Regions from separate parts of the Homo sapiens genome. Here all the other regions are linked to region 3. The links are chromatin loops, found by intact Hi-C in ENCODE. Cell type or tissue: heart right ventricle. All regions are shown on one strand.

What was found. Peaks named below come from ENCODE experiments on the same cell type or tissue, not always from the same donor. Only the 100,000 strongest peaks of a DNase experiment are listed, where the experiment ranks them.
Region 1: it touches region 3 in a loop (2.0-fold over the local background); 12 of 110 quality-filtered maps call a loop at or near these places.
Region 2: it touches region 3 in a loop (4-fold over the local background); 24 of 110 quality-filtered maps call a loop at or near these places.

The regions. Positions count from the first base shown.
Region 1 is chr18:31,393,253-31,401,252 of GRCh38, reverse strand. It overlaps DSG4 (desmoglein 4), which reads right to left. Exons shown (of 16, transcript NM_177986.5): 9 at 1,710-1,981; 10 at 233-372. All of the region lies in intron 1 of DSG1-AS1 (DSG1 antisense RNA 1), which reads left to right. Among named protein-coding and RNA genes, the nearest start is that of DSG4, 20 kb to the right of the region's middle. RefSeq lists a silencer at 2,781-2,981. In heart right ventricle, CTCF peaks have their summits at 4,000 and 4,203; no DNase peak of the experiment used is centred here; H3K27ac peaks cover 1,615 bases.
Region 2 is chr18:31,494,313-31,502,312 of GRCh38, reverse strand. It overlaps DSG2 (desmoglein 2), which reads right to left and starts at 4,136. Exons shown (of 15, transcript NM_001943.5): 1 at 4,017-4,136. The coding sequence starts at 4,061. RefSeq lists enhancers at 1,782-1,891, 4,607-4,746 and a silencer at 3,937-4,406. In heart right ventricle, no CTCF peak of the experiment used is centred here; DNase peaks (open chromatin) are centred at 3,790, 4,212 and 4,530; H3K4me3 peaks cover 2,105 bases; H3K27ac peaks cover 1,478 bases; H3K27me3 peaks cover 1,057 bases.
Region 3 is chr18:31,271,819-31,279,818 of GRCh38, reverse strand. It overlaps LOC124904346 (a long non-coding RNA gene), which reads left to right. Exons shown (of 2, transcript XR_007066446.1): 2 at 1-1,520. Among named protein-coding and RNA genes, the nearest start is that of DSG1, 42 kb to the left of the region's middle. In heart right ventricle, no CTCF peak of the experiment used is centred here; a DNase peak (open chromatin) is centred at 4,698; H3K27ac peaks cover 1,469 bases.

The DNA of each region.
Region 1 (8,000 bases), 120 kb before region 3:
CTGTAAGCCATATACAACTCAGTTTTGGAAGTAGATGAAATAAACTATGGCTTCAGTGTAAATTATGATTTTAATTGACTTCAATTCTTGATTTAAGGTGTTTAGGGCTTTCCATAAGTCTTGCATACACCATTAAAAATGTCTGAGTCACTCAAATATCAGCATTAGAATAACATAATATTTAATATAATAGTACTAGTTTTCTTAAAATACTGAAAATAAATTTTCTTACCATCTATAGCCAGGATCTCTGCTGTGTATATCCCATTGATAATATATTTTGACTTCTTATCAAATTCTCTAGAAAATTGTATCTCACCAGTTCTTGAATCAATTTTTAACCAGCTGCCTGCATCATGCCCTATGATATATCTGTTTTTAAATAAAAAAGTTCGTTATCATGCTTTTATGAAAGTTAGTACTTTTAAATCATGTAACAGCTACAATGTGGCAAACTTTAATATTGTGTTTTTATGTTTTATAGTGATGATTGCCTTGGTTTATAAAAAGTACATATATATCAATAAAAATTCAATGATATATACATTAATATACAGGTCTGCAAGTTTTAAAATTTCATCATTTTTACTCTTCTGGCTCCTAGGATAATTGTTAATAAAATGTATGAGTTTATTTCAGCTCTATTTATTAAATCATAGCAATGTAAAACATCCTTTATTCATTTTCAGAAACACATATTGCTTATTTATTTTTGTATGTGGTATACTTAGGATTTTTTTTGTGGCTTTTCAGCTATGTTGATTTCAGAGCACCTCACTGATAGCCTGTTGGGGGCTTGTGATATCCTCTGTTCAGTGTGACTATCTGGATCTTGTTACAGATGATAGATTTAAAGTGCTTGACCTCACTGGAAGAAGATCTGGTCTCTACCAGGCACAATTTCAAGTCTTCAGTTCCTTTATCTGAACTGCTTTTACCTCCACCCATCCTGGCAGACTTCACAGGTTTTTTTGCGTCTGTCAATTTGTTAACTGATTTAATAACTAAAACTGTGAACATCAAGGTAACTTATAAGTCAGTAGACTTCGTTTACTCTAAGAATATTGGAAGAAGAAAAGGAGATAGAGAAGGGCAGGATATAGAGAAGATCTGTGTACTTCACTGTGGTTATTTCCAGAATATTTTACACTGTTCTAATTCACATATAATCTAGGTACCTAGTGCCCCAATACTATCTTTTTATTTCTCCTCTTCTGACTCTCCCTATGCCTATCAATTTTCTAAAACACTGTTTTTCGCTTCTATGATTGTGGTTTTTCTCTTAGATTAAGCAGAGGATTGAAATTAGTCTCTAAGTCATAGTAACACAGGTTTAAGAAAACAAGCAGTGACTCAACTTTTATGGTGACTTATTGCCCACAATATGGCTTAATCAGCCCCGGTCCAGGGTAGAACAAACTGGCCACAAAAGATCAAAAAGACTTATGGAGTAATTTAGGAGGCTCTTTGATCTTACAATTACTCACTGGACACAATTACTTTTATAACTAGTTGGAGCCCTTACATTATTGAAGCCTCTAAAACACTTAAAATTCTAAGATTTCAAATGCTCTAATAGTCTTTTAAATCAAAGGAATAATAAAAGCAAAAAAGCCCTCCAAAAGTATTACAACCAACATATATTAGCGCATGCTACATGAATTAACACTGGATAGAACCATAGAACATGAAGAAAATAGTTGCAGTACCTGACATCTGTTGCAGGGTTTCCTGTGTCCAAATCTATGGCTGTATATGTGCCAAGCACATAATTCAATAAGGAACTTCCTTTTATTCCTTCCCGCACACTAAAAGCCATAGTACTTGGATGAAATGCAGGTCCTTCTCTCACATCAACAACTTGAATTCTCACAGGGGTTGGGTGCATTTGGAATTGAGAAGCAACGGAGTAGTGAAAATCAGCTTGGTTTTTAACTCCGATACTAAGCTGAATGTTAGGTGCTTGTTCATAATCCAGCATCTGAAATGAAAGAAAATAAAAAACTCTGAAACAGCAAAGAACTCTCTTTCGATAAAGTAAGAAGCCATGGTAAAGCAAACCACACACTAGAATAAGGTCCAGGAGATACGCTGTTTAGATTTTGAATTGAAAAAAATTTTACTTATTACTGCATTAGGTATCTTAGATATGTTTTTCTGTTCATCTTTTAGCATAATCAGCTATGTAGATTATTTAAGGCTGTGATTTTAAATTGGAATAAAATTTTGGAGTTTTGGACTTTTTATACAAAAATGCTGAAATGAAAAACGATTATTTTCCAAATGAGGTGTTTATGAAAAAAAGCTTTAGAATAAAATAAAAACTGTTCACACTATTGAATGAATAAATAAATAGTACCCAGATTTCCTTTATAGAACTCACATCTGAGAATCTTTTGAAAGTATAATCAGCAGAATAAAGGTGCTAATATATATGATGTCACTGAACACGTAATTTTTTTTTAATGGTGTACACAACTTACAAAGAATTTATGATGATTATAGTCGCCGGGTCTGGTGGACAGGAAGACTCCTTTATGGGGCATATTCAAATAAGTAAATGCCATGCCCAGAGAAAAGTCACCTTTGAAATGGGTATTCTGGATAAAAAATAGAATCTTTTGATCCAGAATGATTGATGTGGTGACATGAAAAGTCACAATGAAAAAGTAGTTGCAAAGAAAGAATTGCTGAACAATGTCTGCTTAGAAGGGTTCTGGAAGCTAAGCATCACTTGCAATGCATTTCCAACAGCAGAAGTCAAGATATCAGCAAGGCTTGCCATCAGCAGAACTCTGTGAGGTAAATCTCTGCTTCTCAGGGAAACTCCCTGACATCATGAATGTTTCCTTAGGTTTTAGAGTTACATCTTTTTAGAAGAGCTGATAAGAAAAACATTCACAGAAATTTACTTGGGTTCTTCTTTGGAGATGGCTCAGCATGCCGTGCTTGAATTTCAGCCAAAACCCTTGAGGTTTGAGATTTTGATTCCTTTTGCACATCTGTTTACAGATCCACATAATACCTAGTCCACTGGTCCACGTAATAGACCACCCCACATGATACTTAGCACAGAACTGAATATAAATTATGTACTCAAAAATCACTTTTCAATTGGAAGAGATCTTTCTTCTACAAATCATTTTTTTATTTAATAGAATTCCATGCTATCTTCAAATAAATGAAAAATCGAGAACCTCAAGTTTTTTTTTTTTTTTTTTTTTTTGAGACAGGGTCTCATTCTGTCGCTCAGGCTGGAGTGCAGTGGCACAATCTCAGCTCATTGCAACCTCTGCCTCCTGGATTCAAGCAATTCTCCTGCCTCAGCCTCCCAAGTAGCTGGGACTATAAGCATGCGCCACCACACCGGGCTAATTTTTACATTTTTAGTAGAGACGGGGGTTTTGCCTGTTGGCCAGGCTGGTCTTGAACTCCTGACCTTGGGTGATCCACCTGCCTTGGCCTCTCAAAGAGCTGGGATTACAGGCATGAGCCCCTGTGCCCGGCCTGATAACCTCTATTCTGATAGAGAAATCTCTTGTGCTTTTCTTATGTATATACACAAATGCACTTTTGCTTGTAAGAATATTAATAGTTCTCTCCCCATTGAACAGAGTGTGATGAAAATATACCAACATGTGTCTAAAGTTGTATAATTAAAGATCTTCACATAATCTAGGAACAGGAAATTGTTCTGGGGTCAACCTTTCCTCTTGGAGGAAAGCCAAATAGAGGAAAGGCATAAAATTGTTTACTCATTCTTCGCAAGTGGGGCCCTTTAGTCAGGATTTTCTGATTGTGTCCAGAGGTCAAGGATTGTAAAGAGCAATGGAAACAATGGTTTACTCTGGAGTCTCTTCATAAAGTAAAGGGAGAGGCTGGGGAAACTCAGTCTCTGCAGTTTAAGGAACAAATGAGGAATAACCACTTAACAAGGTACACAGGCGTGTGTTAGAGTGGCTGGGGGTTTGACCTGCAGTGACCAGGAGTGAGGCTCTGGAAGGGCTCAGGATGAAGATAACACATCCAGAAATGTATTTGGCTTCTGGCAGGCTTTTGGCTGCTGTAAATTGTAGTATAGAAGCTACGCTTAGATTCTCACATCCAATTTTTTTGTTCTAATTTAATATGACACTGCTAATTCTAGTGGGGACACTGATTCATTTTAGAATTAAGTATGAAAAAGGGAGAAAGTTAGAAGTCTCCATCCAAAAGAGAATGTGATAGCAGTTTTTCAACAGCAGGGGACTGGGGAAATGGTCAAATATCTGCCTGAGTGTGTATGTTCTGTTTCCAGGAAGGCTCATTTCCTGGTACAAATGTGTCTGGAAGAGAGAAGCAGGGCACACACAGCTGGGAAGGAGTTTATAGTGGTACACAGACTTGGAAGAAAAGTCTCGGCATGCTAGTTCTTTCCTAAAATCGGTTTTACTGGCCCCCAATTACGCAGTGAGACACGAAGGTGGCAGTTAAATATGACTTTGGGACCAGAAAGTTCCAGTTGGTTCTTGTCTTTGCCATTCACCACCTGGGTAAATTGAGACTAGCTATTTGTCTTCTTCAATTTTGTTTCACTTTCTCTAAAAATGGAATTACTGGCTGGGTGCGGTGGCTCACACATGTAATCCCAGCACTGTGCGAAGCTGAGGTGGGCAGATCACTTGAGGTCAGGAGTTTGAGACCAGCCTGGCCAGCAATGGTGAAACCCCGTCTCTACTGAAAATACAAACATTAGCCGGGTGTGGTGGCGCATGCCTGTAATCCCAGCTACTCCGGAGGCTGATGCGTGAAATTGCTTGAACTTGGGAGGAGGAGTTGCAATGATCACACCACTGCACTCCAGCCTGAGTGACAGAGTGAGACTCTGTCTCAAAAAAAAAAAAAAAAAAAAAAAAAAAGCAATGACCCTATTTTCTTCCGAGAGTTGTGAGGATTAAATGAGATAATATATGTGAACCCTCTGGATACACCTTATAACAGAATAGTTGGTGTTTAGTAATTGCTTAATAAATGTTAGAATTATTATAAAAATAGAGAATCAATTTTTTTGTTAGAATTCCAATTGGGTAGCATTTTGCTTTGCTTTTTTCTCAGTGTTGAAGTCAAATATGTATATATATATACACACACACTTTTTTATTGCTTGCGTTTTCATATACACTTATCAATAAATACCAAGGAGAGGCTGTTATTGACAGAGAGACTTTCATTTTTCTGAGATCTTTCTCTTGTTAAACTGTAAATTCCTTGAGAACAGGGACCATATCTTATTTGCCTTCATGTCCTTAACACATAGCAATTCTCAATAAATCCTTATTTTTCTTCTGCCTCCCTGGTCCGCGTTCAAGTGATTTTCATGCCTCAGCCCTCCCAAGTAACTGGAATTACAGGTGACCGCCCCACACCCATCTTTCGCTAGAGACTTGGTTTCACCCCGTTGTCCAGGCTGGTCTCGAACTCCTGGACTCAAGTGACCCTCCCGCCTTGGCCTCCCAAAGTGCTGGGATTACAGGCACGAGCCACCTTAAATCCTTTGAATTGAGTCTTTGTAATTTCCTCAGACTAAGAGAAGGGTTATATAAAGCTTAGTCAAAAGTCCAGTTTCCTCAGGGTTAAGGGGTATCCCGAATGAAAATGGAGAAGGTGTAAGAGGACATTAGTAACCTCATTCCAGATGTATCTGGAATGAGAGGCTGACCACCAGCTGTTGAAAATGTCAAACATGGGAAAATTACGCTTATGTTCTCTAAAATAGTTCTTTTGGCTAGGTAGTAATACAAACATCAAGGTTTAAAATTTCATTTTAATTAGCCTTTCTCCATTACTTTGGTATTTTTAAGCACATTTTTTCTTACTCTTTTTAAGAGATTTGGAAAGTTATCATTCAGAAAAAAATAGATAGGGCTTTGTATATACAGCATCCAAATTACCTTGACAAATTTTTCATGAAATTGATATTTCAATAGCTTTTTTTTTTTTTTAGCAATTAAGTATATCTTTAAAAAAGTTGTTATCACAGAAGGCACATTACATAAGTCAGATAGTACATTGCCTGCATTGTTAATTTTTTTCATATTTATAATTGTATGCAGAAGTTACGAATGATGCAATCAAGTCCAGTGACTTCTGTTTGGATGATATCTATGCCATTAGTTTCAGGTAAATAGTATCATCAATACTATTCTCAAATTTTGTGAGTCTCTACTATCTTTTGGACACTGGACCAGGTGCTGGGGGTAGAAAGATATTTAGATCAGGTTCTTTATGCACAAAATTCTTCTATTATTTTAGTAGGTTGGGAGACAGAACAAAAGCAAAGAGCAGTTACATATTATGAGATAATATACAAAGTTAGTCACTAAGATGATAAGAACATAGGTAAGAATTGCATGTTATGTCTAGCTCTTGATTTTTAACCAGGATGCAAGGTTTAACAAATTCTGATCCCTGGAAGAAAAACTTGACTAAATATTCAGAATTTGATATGGTGGGAGGTGACCTCTTGTTCCTCTATTCCTCTTTGTATTGTATTTGGCAATGTCTCCTATACCCATTCCTTTTTTTTTTTTTTTCCATTTTTACTGCCATTGCCTTAGATCAGATGCTTAGTACCTCAGAACTTAATTAATATCATAATAATTTTTATAACTGTGGTCTTTTCAGAGTTGAACTCATGTTGTTAAGTTTCACTTTTGTTGCCGAGGCTGGAGTGCAATGGCACAATCTCAGCTCACTGCAACCTCCGCCTCCCGGGTTCAAGCGATTCTCCTGCCTCAGCCTCCCGAGTAGTTGGGATTACAGACATGTGTCACCACACCTGGCTAATTTTGTATTTTTAGTAGAGATGGGGTTTCTCCATGTTGGTCAGGCTGGTCTCAAACTCCCGACTTCAGGTGATCTGCCCGCCTTGGCCTCCCAAAGTGCTGGGATTACAGACGTGAGCCACTTTGCCAGGCCGGTGTTATTGTTATTTTAGAAAATATCCCAAAGCTTTCCTTGGTCTATAAGTAGGAATTGAAAAACTTTTGGTTAAGGGCCAGATAGTAAATGTTCTAGGTTTTAGGGGTCATATCATACAGAGTTTCTATCTCAAGTATTCATATCAGCAACTTGAGTGTGGAAACAGCCACAGAAAATACGTAAATGAATGTATGTGGTTGTATTCCAATAAAACTATTTATGAAACAGGGGACAGGTGAGGACCTCTGGATCATAGTTTGCTGACCTCTGGCCCAAAGCAATGTTTTCCAAACAGAAAGTCCATGATATACTCTTTGAGTCCTTGTGTTCACTTAAGAAATTATAAAATTGTGTGTATTCATTTGGATGACAATCTTATATATAAATATTTTTCATAATTTTGGTGGCCAGCTCTTAAGTTAATATACCATATGATTTCAGTGTGTATGGTTGTGCTTTGGTGGTAAAGTAGTAATACTAAAATTGCTCAGATACTTGAGAAAGAAAAGCGAAAGACCCAATGAATAAACGATATGTTTGCTTCCAGAAGGCTAAATGGCTTCCTAATATGCTATCTGAAAAAACTTCACAGTAACTTGATGATATGGTTTGGATGTCTGTCACCCACAAATCTCATCTTTAAATGTGATTCCCAAAGTTGGAGGTGGGGCCTGGTGAGGGGTGATCGGGCAGATCCCTCACGAATGGTTTACCACCATAGCCTTGGTGATAAATGAGTTTTTGCGAGATCTGGTTGTTTACAGGAGTCTAGGACCTCCCCCTTCTCTCTTCTGCTACTGCCCTTGTCATGTGATGCACTGGCTCCCCCTTTGCCTTCCACAATGATTGTAAGATTCCTGAGGCCCTCACTGGAAGGACATGTTGGCACTTTGCTTCCTGTATGGCCTGCAAAATGGTGATTCAACTGAACCTCTTTTCTTTATAAATTACCCAGTCTCAGCTATTACTTTATGGTAACACAAAAAGAGCCTTATGTGCTTGAATAGAGAAAAATAGTAACAGAACTGAATAATCACACT
Region 2 (8,000 bases), 220 kb before region 3:
ATTAGATCAATTGGGAAGTTTCTATAAATACATATTTATATTGTAGTGAGCCCGCCCCAGGGCTCACTACACTCACACACCACAGAATATTAGCCTTGGAAACTTTAATTTAGCTTATCGGGGATTTCTAATAATCAGAGAGTACGTAGGCCAATGAATGCTCATATCTCTTTGTAAAGTACTTGCCTTAAGTTATAATTAAAGAAAATTTCTGTTAAGAGCTGCCATTTTCCCATTACCTACTAACTTTTAGAAACAAAAACCAGTAAGAAATCCATGTTTCTAAAATCCTTGGATATGATAATTGATTATTCTTATGGCTTCAATATTCACCATCTAATTTATACTTTAATGTATTCTTTAATATATATTATTCAGTTGTATATTAGAACACTAAGCATAACTCTGATATTATTGATAATTTATAGATACTTGAATCCACTTGTTATGGATCAAATTATGACCCCTAAAAGATAATATATTGAAGTGCTAACCACCAGTACCTCAGAATGTGAGCTTATTTGGAAATAGGGTCTCTGCAGATTTAACCAAGCTGAGGTCATTATTTTGGGGCATAATCCAGTACAACCGATGTTCTTATAAAATGGGGAAATTTGGACAAGGACACAGACATGCACAGAGGGAAGATGATATAAAGAGACAAAAGAGAGAATGCCATGCGCAGATGGAGGATTGGAGTAATGAATGCACCTACAAGAGAAGGAATGACAAAGATTGCCAACAAACCAGTATGCACTTGGAAGAGGAAAGGAGGGAAACTGGTTTCAGAGGGAGCATGGCCCTGCCCATATCTTGATTTTGGATTTCTAGCCTCTGGAACTGTGAGATCATACATTTTTGTTGTTTTAAGCCACTCAGTTTTTAGCACTTCGTTACAGCAGTCCTAGCAAACTAATACCCTACTAAATATATCTGCTCACAGTGTGATCTGCTATCATTGAATCCTTAAAATGTAGTTTGATTTTAAAGCACAAGCTTCATTAGTCGAACCCAAAATTGAAGCAACCATCAGGAAATCTCTCACCCACGAGCCCTCCTTGGCAATCTGGCGAGGCCTATGAACCCCTTCTCAGATTAATGATTTCAAATGTATAAAATAAAATACAGGGGATTATCAATGAACCCAATTATATTGAAATAGTTATCAGCATTTTTAAAATACCAATTTGTGATGCAGCAGTATCATGTATTTTATTAACATATTAAGTAAAAGATCTAGTAGAAAGTCTATTAGTGATGTTCAGAATAAATGGTATTTTGAGATCACCATAAGATGTAAAGGTATTTATGAATTCTATTGTGATAGTCACAGCTACTGCTCACACTACTGTGCAGTGTCTTCCCCACACTCATAATTTAAAGAAATACTAAATTTCAGTCCGAAGTTAGTTAAAATATATATGTAATTAATTCCTTGCCATCTCTAGGAACTCTTTGAATTCTATCTGTGAACCATTTGGGAGTTGATGGATTGCAAAGAACCCTTGAAGAGGAAATATTCTCTGATTTTATTCAGAAAATTATTTCTTTTTCCCATTTTGATACAGCTGGCCTAAATGTTTGATAGCTATGTGGGTGACACAGCTACCTTCTGGTGTGTCTCCCTGCACTGCTGAGGAAAGCGAAAGACCATGTGTCACAGACTCCACTGCAGGCTTCGTTCTGAATGGGGTTTGGGTTCAATTAGTATTTACATGAGATTTGAAAGAAGGAAGTGAAACAGAGCTCTGTGCCTCCTGGCAAGCAGATATGGACGTATGGAGCTGGGTTCTTTGTAGTCATCTTATTATGGCTCTAGTGTCCAGCTACTAGATTTGTGAACACCAAGAGGCAAGGTACAAGCATCCATGTTGTTATGCATCCTAGCAGATGTGGCATGCATGGGTCTGCAGCTGGTAGCAAAAGTAGCACCCTGATCACAGCAGTTTTTCAGACTGTGGGAGTGGCAGTGCAGTTCCTGGTCACAGGAGAGGCAGCAGCTCCCTAAGCGGTGTGGCTCTGCTGTGTGGCTTTGAAGTCATTACTGACAGCTCAAATGGCAGTCTTCTCAATCCTTCCTACACTTAGGTAGTCAGTTTAGTGCCCCGAAATAAACCTATTCTTGCTTTAAATAGCTAGAGTAAATTCCGTTATTTGCAACTGAACTCTGATCTAACAGACTACAATTTATATTCCTTCCAATAAAGGACCTGTTTCCTTGGCAACTACTTCTGTCAGATGAGTTGCTTTCCATTTTTTTTTTTTTTTTTTTTTTTACCAAAAAACTGCAACTGCAAACACACTGGGGGTAAAATGCTGCATTGCCCACTACTCTCTGGACAAAAATAAACATATTCAAATTTATACTGCAGAAAGTTTTATAGAAAATACATAGAACAGTCCAAGAATTTTGCTCCTGTTCCATTGGCTATAGTCGCTTTCTAAAGGAGATGTTTATTACTGCCCAATAAGGTAAAAGTATCAAATTGCTAAAATGAAAGATATGCCTAATTTGCTTACCTGCTACTCTGTGAGTGTACAAATTGGCCTGATTGCTACATTATTTGAAGATTAAAGGTCATTTATTTTCATATATGGAAAGAATATGTAACTCTCAAAGTAAGCTAGGTGTTACATTAGCTTGGGATTCTCCTTAAACAAGGAAACATCAAGGTGACAGGATTAGTTGTTTTGCCAGCCCAGAGGCTAAAAACGACGTCCCAGATCACGTCTTAGAAAAGTTTTGTCAACAAAATGAATTTTCATTGAAAGTTACCTCAAGGACACGGGGAAAATGAAATGGATAAATAGAGCATGAAAATGAACTGTGTGCTAGGCCTGGACGCCCTAATTATCATGCTCTTCCACCTGAGAGTTCATGGAAATCTCTAGACTGGATTCAGTCACGCCTTTTTCCGTTTTGAGACACACACACACACACACACACACACACACGATTTTCTTCCACATCCCACCAAAACTCGAGGATAGAAGGGCTCATGTTTTGGAAGTTAGAACTTTGAATATAGTGAATGTATTTGCATTTTTAATTATTACGTAAGAAAACTGAGTATGATTTTGCATCTAATCTCTGTAAACACATATTTGTGAACTCTCTGGAAGGTGAACTCACACCTATATTTGCAGCATAACTGTCACTTTATTAAAACCCCTTTAGTAAACCCCTATAAGCGAGATACATACGTGCAACCCCTTAAACAAACAGAAAACCAACAGTTTAAAATCCAATTTGAGCAAAAGAACTCTAAATCCAGGGACTGAACGTCGTTTCCGGGAGTGAGGGGTGGGGCGTGGGGGAGGGGGCGCTACACTTCCATTTTCTGTAACCTTTTAAATGAATAAGGCTTCAAACTATTACATATGTTTATTATCTTTAATATTGGAAAACTTTTGAAACACCAACTTCATAAACTTTAAGTTAAAACTATATGTGGGTGATCCACTTAAAATTAAGCTTTGTAAATTACACCTTTTTAAAAAATTTTTAGCCAACTTTTTGCACTCTAAGAATACAAGTATGTTCCTGGTTTCCCCAGTTCACTGGCTTGTGTCGGCGGCTAGAGGAGCTGGGGAATCCTAGGGAAATTTAAGGAACGTGGAAGAAGCGCGAGGTTGTTCCCTATTGCCTCCACGTTTCTCGTCCCAGAGACTCTCAACAAAGCCTCCGACCCCCAGCAATGGTGTTCCCCGCCCCAGGGCTCACTACACCCACACACCACAGAAAAGGGCGCTGGGGCCTGGGTGACGCGGGAAGGAAAACACAACTTCGATAGGTCGCAACTTACTCTCCTGGCTCCAGCCAAGAGGATTTTCCGAAGCCCCAGGTCGGATCTCGCCGCAGCCTGCCCGGCCCTTTTCCCCCCTCGGGCAGCAGGAAGGAGCGCCGGGCAGGTAACGCGCACAAGGGCGGCGGGCAAGTCTGGTCGCGAGGTCTAGACCTCGCCTACCGACGCCCTCCCCGGCGGTGGCTCCCCTGTCCCGCTTGCGGCACTTACCAGGAGAAGCAGCAGGGCGTACGCGCGTCCCGGGCTCCGCGCCATCGCACCCTCGCCTCCGCCTCCCGCCGCCGCACCGCTCCGCGCCGCCGCCTGCCCCGAGCGCGCACTCGGCTCCTCCCTGGCCCCGGCCTCCCCCCGGCCCGGCCACCCTCTCCCTCCCCGCCCCGAGGGCTGTCTTCCCGTGGCGGTTGCGCGGCCCAGCCCAGCCCAACCCAAAGGCGCGGCTCCAGGTGTGGCCGCCGCGAGAAAATGGAGCCGGGGGCCGGCCCGGGCCGCTTTTACAGAGGTGGGGAGTTCAGCAGAGGAGGGAGGCGCGGGGTGGACTCCCGCCCGCTCGCACTCGCACCTGGGACCGTGACGTCCTTGGGTTGGGGACTGTGGGTGGCAGGCCCCGCCCCGCCGTTCTCTCCTTCCCGACCCCCTACTCTCTGGAGAATGGCGGGAGGAGGGAGCCTCCTGGCGGGGCTCGACCTGGGTAGCGCGGGTCGCAGGGCCCCGGCCCAAGGACAAAAGCTCCACGGAGCAGAGTCCTGCGGGACCAACCGGCCCAGTGGCTGCGGGGCCAGGCCGCCCAGCACCGCCCAAAGGTCCCGCACTTTGTGATTGTGCTTTGGGCCCGGAGCGCAGGTGTCGCTAGTGACATGGGGACCCGTGTCCTCAGGAAAGCTGCGACCGCGGTGCGTTCGGCCCGCTCTCCTGGAGCGGAGGTTGTGGAGCAGAATTTCAGGTGGCTGTCTCCCCAAAGGCTGCTCTTCCCTATGGCCCTTCACTGCTTCCAACAGGTTTGCAGCTTATCTGGCTCAAGGAGAAACAATCACCAGAGGTCAAAAAGGACAATTCTTGGGCTAGGAGAAAACTCTAGGGTGTTACGGGAAATATATATATTCTTTGAAATGATTTACAATTTCTATTACACCACTAGCTAGATCAGAGGCCCCGCTCCAAGAGTGACTAGCTGAGTGGCCTGGACTAGCCTCTCTGGGCCCCAGTTTCCAGATCTGTCAAATGGAGTTAATAGCGACCAACGCACGGGGAAGTTTTGAGAACGAAATTGGAAAATCTTAGGTAAAGCATTCTGCAGTGTCTAGAACTTAAGGGTTCAATAAATAATTGTTAAAATTAGAACAACGTGATTGCGAGGTGAGATGTTAAATTGACATCTTGAAAAGCAGAAACTTAGTATGGGCATCCAAACACTAGAATCAGCACCGGATTACGAAACTTCCAAGAAATGTAACGACTGAAAGTAATGGACGAGCCTATTGTTCTGTGCGAGAAAGGCGCAAGGGGAGAAGAAAAGACACACACACCATACTTTTAAGGGTAAACAACCTTTATCCCAATTAAATGGCAACGCGGATATAATAAGCAAATGATATAATAAGCAAATTGCAATGGGAAGGGGAGAAGGAAAAGATATATTTATAGGTACACTCACCAGACTGTGGAGGATTCACCACCACACCGGGAAGCAACAGCCTGGGCTCCAGAGTCGGACACTACACTCACCAGACTACAGAGGATTCTCATGAAGTTTCCTCATGGTCTGGGACCCTAGCTCTTATCGTAACAAGTTGTTTGGCATGAGACCCAGTCACAAGGGCCCTTCCCGACTGGACTCAAGGAACACAAAAAGGTCAACTTGTGTTTGCGATTGTCTGTTGTGTTTCAATAACTAACAAATAGGAATTTAAATAGAGATTTATTTGAAACAGCGCTCGATGAATTCCTCAAGGGGCTCACACCACCTGTTCTGGGACTTGGTGGCCATTGTTTGTGTCCATGTTCAATTGAGTTCAAATTTAATATTTAAGTTTTCCTCCACATTCGGCTTCAATCTGATACTCAATCGCAGGAAAATACCCCTACAGATACATGGGGAAGGCATAGTTGATAGAGATTACAGATACAGGGTAAGCACAGGAGAATTAAAAGCAAAATTAATAACACACCCATCATGGCTTTGCAAGGAGAGTAATATTGTGAGAATTGTCAGGGATATACACATAACATCCAGTGCAGTAAGGTGCAAACCCCTCCTTGGGCTGCAGTAAGCATATCTAATGCCTTTCCATTTGCAACACAACAGTACATAGCTGAGCAAATTCATCTGATAACAACATACATCCAGTGCTACTATCATTAAGAGCTTTTCTTAGAAGTGAGCTTAATGTTTTAATTTGTTGCTGAAGCAGGATTGTATCAGCTGCAGGGGAGAATGCTGTGATAGGATACCACCCCTACGGAGTCGGATGCATTCTAACCAGGGATGTTTGTAAGCATCTAGATTACTGGGGAGGGGAATATTATCCCGGATGGTGAATGGAATTAATGGCCACCCCCAAGTGCATATCCCCATCCAATATGGGGGCAGGTATCGCTACCCATAGGATCCGCATACCCAGAGGGCCCCGCAGGGGACAGCAATGGAGTTACTGTAATCATAGTGTACTAATGTGTTATAAAAGTAGGAAAGAGATTGTGTTTCATTGGGGGTAATGTTGTTGATTTGGAGCATGTGTTGACAATTGTCTGGCAGGAGAAACCCCAGAGTACCAAGGCTTGGTTTGGTCAAAGAAAGTCCAGGTTGGATTGCAAGTGTTGTTGTTGTGGTCCCATTGGTAGCGACATAGTCATTCAGAAATGTTAGCAGGGAGGATTCTCCAAGGTAGCTCATTCCCACATAGCCAACATTGACTGTGGTTGGCTTCCTCTGCAGCGGTGGCTACCCAGTTGATGAATTTAATCTTGGCGTCAGACACAAAGACACAGGTGCTGACCATTAGTAGATAGGTTATTCCATGTGATAACAAAAACAGAGGGGAACATGATATTGTTTTTCATCTTTAGGAAATTGTAGTGTGCTTCATTTTCTGCTCCTATAGCTACAAGGTCACCAGTCTTAAGGGTGGGACCTGATGGACGCTGTACCCATATTTTGGCTCCAGGATTTTGGCTCCAGGATCTGAATCCCCCAGTTCTGCATGTAGCCTCTGTTGGGGCAGATTTCCTCAGGGGTTAATTGCTGACAAGGTTCCACTAACAATTGAGCAACCTGCATCTGAGGTTTTATAGCAAAAGAATCTGGAGTGGTATTGTATAAAATGACCTTTAACTCTCCCCGGTAAGCACTATCAATTATACCACCATACATTATAAAGCCTCTCATTGCAAGTCTTGAACATGTTGTAATCCATTCATCCACATTCAAGTTTGCAGTTATGGTGGAAATTTTGGCCTGTTGATCTGCCTGCTGATGAAATAGTCTGTCAAGAGCAAACAGACGCATGAGCATCAACATGGAAAACAGTGATAATGGTAGTGTGTGCCAGGATTCAGATATCTTCCCAGTATTGTTTACCCCAAACCTCTTCATTCCCAATTAACCATTTGTTTTGTTGCCATTGGGGCATCCAGGTGGTAAGAACATTTGCTACTGACCAAGAGTTGGTATTCAAGTGGCAAATCCCTCTGGCCTCCTCCTGAATAGCTCAGAGGACCACTACTAGTTCAGCCAGCTGGCTGCTCCCACCCCTTCCTTCATCAGAAATGCTTATGCTTTTTAACAGGGTTATGAGCCATGGCCTTCTAGCATCGGGTCCCATCAATGTATTTGGTAGATCCATCAGTAAACCAAGCATGTTTCTGATCCTCTGGGCTTAGTTCTTTAAAGGATTTGCCCCATTGGGCGGGGGAGGTTTCCTTCCCTATCTGTAGGACTTGCTTGGTGGTTTCCTGAGCTGGCAAGTTTTGTATATATCCTCATGTAAAAGTGATACCCCCTTTGGTTTTGGCTTAGCCTGGTCTTGTATGTACCATTTCCATTTGATGATGCTACTTTCTTGGGTGTGCCCTATCCGGTGAGCTTTGGGGGAACTCATGACCCAAGTCATAATAGGAATTTCAAGCCTCATAAAGATATCATGGTTGAAGCAGAGGTGCTCCATTTCCAGCAAAGCCCAATAGCAAGCTAACAATTGC
Region 3 (8,000 bases):
CAAATCTTGCTGAGAGTTTTGCTCTAAAGGGTAAGAAAAATGGAGATGTAGCAGGGAAGAAAAGTGGGAGTAACAGATTTTGGTATTTTTTAACAAAATTTTTAAGATGAGAAAAAACAGAAGTACATTTGTACATTGATGGGGAGGATCCAGTAGAGACAGAAGGCTTTTTCTAAAATTGAAGACAGAATTGAATTTTGAATTGAAGACAAGAGTTTTTTGGTGGTCCAGTGATTATTGAACCAGAGAGGATGTATTTTGACAATAGTAAGGAAGATTAAAGATAAATATTATAAACAGCTTCCTGATCATACAGCAGTGAGACCAGAAGATATTATCACAGGAAGTTATTAAAAGTTATCATCCGAGTTTTAAAAGTCTTAACATAAATAATAATGTAACAGATGGTCATGGAGTGTTTCCAGCCCTAGAGCTAGTGGGCATACAAGGGTGAGTGAAACCCAGTCTTAGTTTTCCGGAGTTCATTATAGGAGAGTTCACCATAGGAGTATGGACCCTAAAGGCAGGCTGGCTGGGTTGAATCCTGGCTTTCTTATTTGTTAGCTGTGTGGTCTTGGGTAGGTTACTTCAATTTTCTCTGCCCCAGTTTGCATATTTGTAAAATAAGGTAATAGTATGATCCTCATAGATCAGTTATGAATATTAAATGAGCTAGCATAGTTAAAGAAATAACTTATACATAGCACATAGTATCTACAGCTACTTACTAGCTATTCTGAGTCCAATGTTATAAGTGCTCATTTAATGGAAGAAGATTAAAGTACAGTATCATGGCAGCATACAGGAGACAGTTATTCATTTTGATTTAGGGCTTATAAGGAGTCCCAGAGTGCTTTACACAGAAGGTACATTTAAATGGACCCTGCAGAATGAGTCAGACTTCACCAAGTAGCATAAAGCTCAGCCGAGCCTAGATAAGCAAAGGCTCAGAGTTTGAGCTTGCAGGGTGTGCTTGAGAGCAGGGAGATCAGTAGTGTGAAGGTCAGGCTGGAAAGTTGTCACTGGAGATAGGATAGCAGGGCCTTGAATGCCTTCTGTGGAATTGCAGTCATCTCTGACAGTATTCAAATAGGGAGTCCAGGGAGTAAAACAAGAGTAAACAGGGGTGGCCCCAGGCAGCACAAACTCAGCCTGCTTTCCTCTAACTTGCCATCTTTCCCCCAGTTGAGTGGCATCAGCAGCCACTCCCACTGCATTTTTTTGCTGTTTTTTGGTTGGCCCTTTCTATCCTCCTCAGTTTCCCACCACTTTTCATATTCCCTCTTGCCTTTATATACTTTCACATTCTGTGCCCTGTGCTTGGCCACTTCTTAATCTTCAAAGGCTCAGCTTGGACTAAGCTCTGGAGTTCTTCCTGACTTCTCTGGATAGGAAGAAAAGATTCTTCCTCCAGGCTCCCTGGGTGCTCTGGGCTTCTCCTGGCAGAGCATTTATCTCATTTTATTTTTTTAGTTTCAGCCTAAAAACCAAAATAAAAGGAAAAAATGACAAACCAAAAATACTCTTTGAGCTCCTTGAGTTCTCACAATGCTTGGACTGCAATATGCTATCATAAATGCTGAGTAAATGAACACATTGGTGAAATAACAAATGACTTTTAATCCTTTAAGAAAAAAAGTGATCAGAGAATCAGGAGAAAGTGATGTTGTAAGTCCACAAAGGAAGTTCAAGGAACTCTCTTTCACGTCCCCCTCAGCCTCCCAAAAAAGAATCCTAGGAAATCATCTTACGTTTTCTGAATTTATTGTTGAGTATTTTTAGCTTTAAGGTTTTTTGTTTAAAAAACTGAAGACCTAAAAGCACATGAAATTTAAGGCTCAAACCAGGTTCAAAACATTATCTCCCTAAGGTCTAAACTCAATGGGACACTTTTGACTACAAAGAAAATAGTGTTTGAATGAGACGCTACATTCTGACAGAGATGAAAGAAAACCCACTCATTCAGGACGATGTGTATATTACAATGTATTAACTTGAGCATCCTGTGTGGTCATCAAGGTTGTATTAGCTCCTTCTTGCATCGCTATAAAGAAATACCTGAGACTGGGTAATTTATATATGAAAATAAAGAGGTTTAATTGGCTCATGGTTCCACAGGCTGTACAGCAAGCATAATGCTGGCATCTGCTCAGCTTCTGGGGAGGCCTCAGGAAACTTACAACCATGACAGAAGGCAAAGGGGGAGCACACCCATCACATGGAAGGAGTACAAGCAAGAGAGAGAGGGAGGAGGTGCCACACGCTTTTAAACAATTAGATCTCATGAGAACTCACTATCTCGATGGCAGCACCAAAAGGGGATGGTGTTAAACCATGAGAAACCAGCCCCGTGATCCAGTTACCTCCCACCAGGCCCCACCTTCAACATTGAGGATTACAACTGAACATGAGATTCGGCAAGGGCAAACATCCAAGCCATATCAGAGGCCATCTCATGGACACATTCGATGTCCTAGAGATTAAGGCAAATAGGCATGCACTAAATCACCTACGCAGGCAGCTCAGCTCCCTCACGCAGGGCACTTGCCCATCACTCCCCTGCCTCAGGAGAGAATGCCTCCTCCTCCTCATTCTCTGCCCATCTTCTTCCTCTCAAGCTGCCTGCTTCACAGACCTTGTGGGTATGTGTCTTACAATCAGAAGAGACACATCTAAAATACTGTGATCACTTTCCTCATTCTGACTTGAAGTGCAGTTGATTGTTTATACATATATCCCTCATGTACTCACCCTGCTCTTTTATACACACGTGCACGCATGCACACGTTAGCTTCCAGGAGAAAGGGGTTAGAACCTTCTCATCTTTCACAGAGCCCTTCACAGTGTAACTTAAGTTTTCCAAGAAGGAGGAAATTAATACTAGAGACTAAATAGGTGGAATGTGCTTAGTAAATGCTTGTGGATTGTTTCCCGAATAGTGAAAAGCAATATAAAAAATAAATACAGCAATATAAAAAATAAATATAAAAACATAAAAAACAAATACAGAGCAACGTGGGAGCACAGTTTACTAAGTATTGCGAAGTGCAGTCAGGTAGCATCATTTATATAGATTGGATTGGAGGTGTTAGAACAGAATGTTTATGTTTCTCTTTTTAATCAAGAAAGTACAAAAAAGGGATATGAAATAAGAGAAGAATAAAGAATGTGGATAAGGAAAATCAAAAGGTCTGCTCTGTTGTTTTTGAAATGTTCCCTGAGATTCATTCACAAACAGGGCGTGGTTTATGAGACTTGGCAATATTTAAATTTGTGCTGTGAAAAATAAAGCAGAAACTTACCTAGTTTGATTTGGCTTTTGGTGTCCCCTAAAGGAGTTAAAGAGACCTAGTTTTCTTAACTGGAGAACATTATAAAATGGGGAGAATTTTTAGAAAATAAGAGACAGATAAGTTTTTATTTTTCCAAATGAGAGGTTACTTGGTAAATACCACCAGAACATTTATGTTGCAGGATCAGACACCTCCTCCACACTCTGAAAGCATACACATGACATACTTATTTGATGTTTATATATTTTATCTTAGGTCAGCATTAACATACCATGAAAGGAAGTCAGTCATTCACTTTCTGGGTCAAAAGTAAATTCTTATGATTCTTATGACCTTGTGGAAGACAAAGATGTTTTCAAATTTCTGTTTGTGTTCTTACATCTACACATATTTTTTATCTCATTGAGCTCTTATCAGTGGCATTTATTTAAAACCCTACGACTAAAATCCTTCTCCCATAAGCCTTATGGCAAAAGACCACCGAGCCTGTCATCACTACCATTTTCAAAAAGTGTTTATGAACCCTCAAGCTAAGTGCTTTGCCAGCCACCACTGCAGAAACCGCTCCTGAGAGGAGTGGATTGTCTGATTCATCACCTTGGAAAGTGGTGGTGATACTTCCTGGATGTAGATTTGGAGAGGAACCAGAGGCTCTAAAACCTCACTAGCACTTCCTCATTTCTCTATGAAAGCCTCTCCATTTTTCTCTAGAATATCAATTCAGCTCATGGGCATATTTCTCTTTTTTTTTTTTTTTTTATAAGCACCCAATCTGCATTATTCTTCAAAAATTAAGAGATCCCTGATATGGGAAGCTTGGACCAGGCTTCTCTGGTGGGCTCAGACACAGTCCCCAGATCCAACCATGTAATAACTAATTCTGGACTTTCATATGCAGAAGGGCAAGAAACTATGTAAAAAGTTCTGTGCCATAATAGTGTCAGCACCTTTTAGTTTTTATACTGGAGCACCAATGTTTGCCTTCTGAAAAGAAAGAGCTAACTCAGGAATGCGCTTTTAAAATTTAAAAGATGACACTATCAGAAATTATGTTATTTTGGAAGGGTAGAGGTGAAAAACAAAAAGAAAACGATTGAGAAAATAATTACAATTTGCTTTTTAAGAAAACTTTCATACAGGAAAAAACAACATGTCATTTAGGATTTTAAAAACTTGGTGCTAAAGATTGCAAATTTCAGAATGTTATTGCTAGGAAAAAAAGCAACAATAGGAATTGGTATTCTTCTATGTGGAAACTGCTTTGTTGACAATCTACAAACAGATCTCCTTTTAAAAAACACACACACACGCACCAAGCTAAAACTGCTTATTCAGTGACGCTTTCACCAAAGGAATCATTCCTTGACTCTGTTTTTAGTTGGGTGTGGTGAGACAATGTTCTCCCTTGGCTGGAGGCTTGGAGAGGGGCCAAAGCAAACACCCATGTGAACACAAAACAATTAGGAAAGATTCATTCTGAATTAGTTAATTCCCATGAATAGGCTGGGATTTATTAATCTGTCCTGATTGAAATTGCTTAAAATATGAACTTGGGAGTTTGTAAGCAAGCAGGCAGGAGAGAAGGCTAAATTAGGGACAGCTAAATGTCTGAGAACATAAGGAGAGCAATAAGAAACATAATTGGCTAATATCTTTATTACTTTTCCCATTTTAAAAGAATAAGAGAAATATTAATTAGTGTTGTGTCTATCTCACAAACTTGGCTCTGTGAAAGCACAGATAGATATAGTTCTAAAACATTAGGTCTATTCAGTATTATTAGATCTATTCAAAGAATTGATAATTCTTTTTTTCTAAGTAAAAAGACTTGTTTCAGTTTTCAATTTAGACTGTGCAAAGTCAAATAAATAATCACGAAGCATTTTCTTTGAAAAATTAAAAATAACTTATTTGAAGACATAACTTTTCTTTCCAACTTTTAAAGAGTTAAAGATTTCTGTAGAAACATTATACTACGTAACACCTTTCTTTTATAGAATACTTACGTAAAAGCTGGGACCAACATAAATTGTTCTAAAGAAATAATTGTCTGAAATGTGCACGGGCCATTTGTTTTCAAACTTGTGAGCCAGAGGTCAAATCGTACCTATCAACTTGTTGGTACAACTGCAAACAGCTTTGGAGCAGGAAAGGGCACAATCCAAGCATTGTTATTTACTTCACAAGTGCAATTAGGTACAAGTGTTTGCAGCCATACTTAAAGTAGTATTCCACCTAATAACAGCAGGGGTCAATGCTGAAAAGTCTATGTGATTATAGTATAATCCTGAGAGTTATTTTTCTTGCAATACTATTAACTTGCTTTGATGATGAAAACTGTGTGTATGCAGATATTAAAAACAAAACCTCATGGAATTTTGCCTTCTGGAAGAAATTTTACTGGCTCAAAATTTTTTCAAAATTTTATATCTGTGAACTTTGTACAAAGAAGTGTCATAGTTAGACATCCAGAATGACTTTATAGTGCTATAATATAATACCTGGTGAAAAAAAACACACTGTGTTCCATATTCAAAGTCTGGCAGATAAAGAAAAGGTTGCTTTGAAAGTTTCTGATTAGATGCTGCTGAACCCATTGGAAATCATTGTTAAGTTGAGTTAAAGAGCCTCTCCTGTTGTATCAAACAAGTGACACGTCATTTAAATAATCTCGGCTTCATTTTTCTTGCATGAAAAATATTGAGATAGCCACCAAACAATACCCACTTATTTGAAAGAAATACTGTGTTTATAATTTAGAGCAATTTTGAATTTCTTGGAATATATGGTGCAAATGTAATACTAATTTGCCTTAACATTCCACAACTTAACATAGCAGAGTTTTCAATTTTATTCAGGTATAATCTCTATAATTTTATAATTCAAAGAGATTTTTCTTCAACTTTCCAAGAACCATCAAATAAATAAAGTTTACCATTTACTGGACAAAAAACATAACATTAAATGCCATTTTATTATCTTTTTATTTACTATGGTTCTGCAATTATAAAAGTATTGTCATATTCTACCCTGTCTTATCTGAATGCTTTAAACTATCTTATCAAGTCAATATATTTTAGGTTTGGGGAGTTTTGTATCCCTTTATTATGTTTTGTTATTGCAGACATCTTCATGAATCCGCCTTTTGCTGTTTAAATAAAACGGTTTCCTAAGGATAATTTATTCTTGGTTTTCTTTTTTTCCCATGCATATTATACCTTATTAAAGCTATTACTCAACTAAAAGTATTTTATGATTTGTTTCAAGCCTTCAATTAGTATATTAGCTTTTTGAAGGAAGGTGATACATATCGCCGATATTTATGTTCTAGGCCACCAGCATAGGTGCTCAATAAAAATCTGTTAAGTAAATAAATGAGCAACTTTCCAAAAACGATATAACTATGATATGAATTTTTTCATGATTGTTGAAACATATTGTTTCCAAAAGGATTCTATAATTTATAAAGTTACTAACAATGTTTTGTTTGGCCAATTTGATCACAACATAGCCAGCATTATCATTGAAAATATTTCTGTCACTCTTACAGGTGTAACATATTATCTCAAGGTTGTTATAATCTACATTTTACATTTTAAAAATTATAGGCAAAGATAAATATTTTTCAACTACTATTAGGTTCCTAATTTTAAAATATCTTTACTTGGCCATTGTTGGTTTATTTATTCATCTTATTTATATCTGCTCAATATTTGTTATTTGAAGCATATTTTATATTCATTTTTCCTCTTTAACACTGAAGTAATATTTGGGGTCAATAATTTCTTTAAGGTACTTAAGATATAAAAGCTATTATATGAAAATAACATTATTGAGAACAGTTTAAAATTTGGCCTAGTTTATATGCAAATAAATTTAATGCTTCTTTGGAAAAACCACTCATAGAATTTTGGAAGAAATCATTTCAATCAGGGATTCCAACTTGACAGTATAAAGTAAATTGTACAGAATGAGACATTTTACACCTTATGCTAAGCTCCTATTCTTTGATTATGTTGACCCACAAGTACTGCTTTCCCAAATATGCTCTGAACATCAATCTTCACCCACTCACATGTTCATGCATGTTCTTTCAGTGACATTAAACTGTAGCATATGGCCACAGGATGCCTATGATGCTTGACACGCCCCAAATCTCTATGTTCATTCAACATCAGCTCACTCACAGACCTTTTTCTAGTCGATCAGTTTACAGTAACAAAAAGCACACTTCCTTCCCCCAAGGAGCTTAGAATCTGTGTTATTACCACTATGTGAATTCCATTTCTCTTCATTTTTTCTTTGAAAGTACTACCTAATTTTAAATACCTGGCCATTTCCATAAAGTTCCCAACTCTCACAGTCTGAACTCAGCTCTCCCACTTAATATCTTCTCAATAACTTTGTTTTTAGCCGTATTTTAAAGCACATATTCTAGTGTACCTTTTGTTGTAGTCATAAGGTGGCGTAATGGTTTAAAGTGTACTCTGAAATCAGACTTCCCAGATTTGAATCATATTTCAACATCATTGCTACCTTGGATAAGTTTCTTTACATCTCTGTGCCTCAGTTTCCTCATCTATAATAGGGGACAATAGTAGAACCTACTAGTATATTTGTTGTAAGTATTAAATGAGATAATACATGTAAAATATACATAGTAAACACTTAAAGAATGTTAGCTATTATTATCTACTCCTTAGTTTG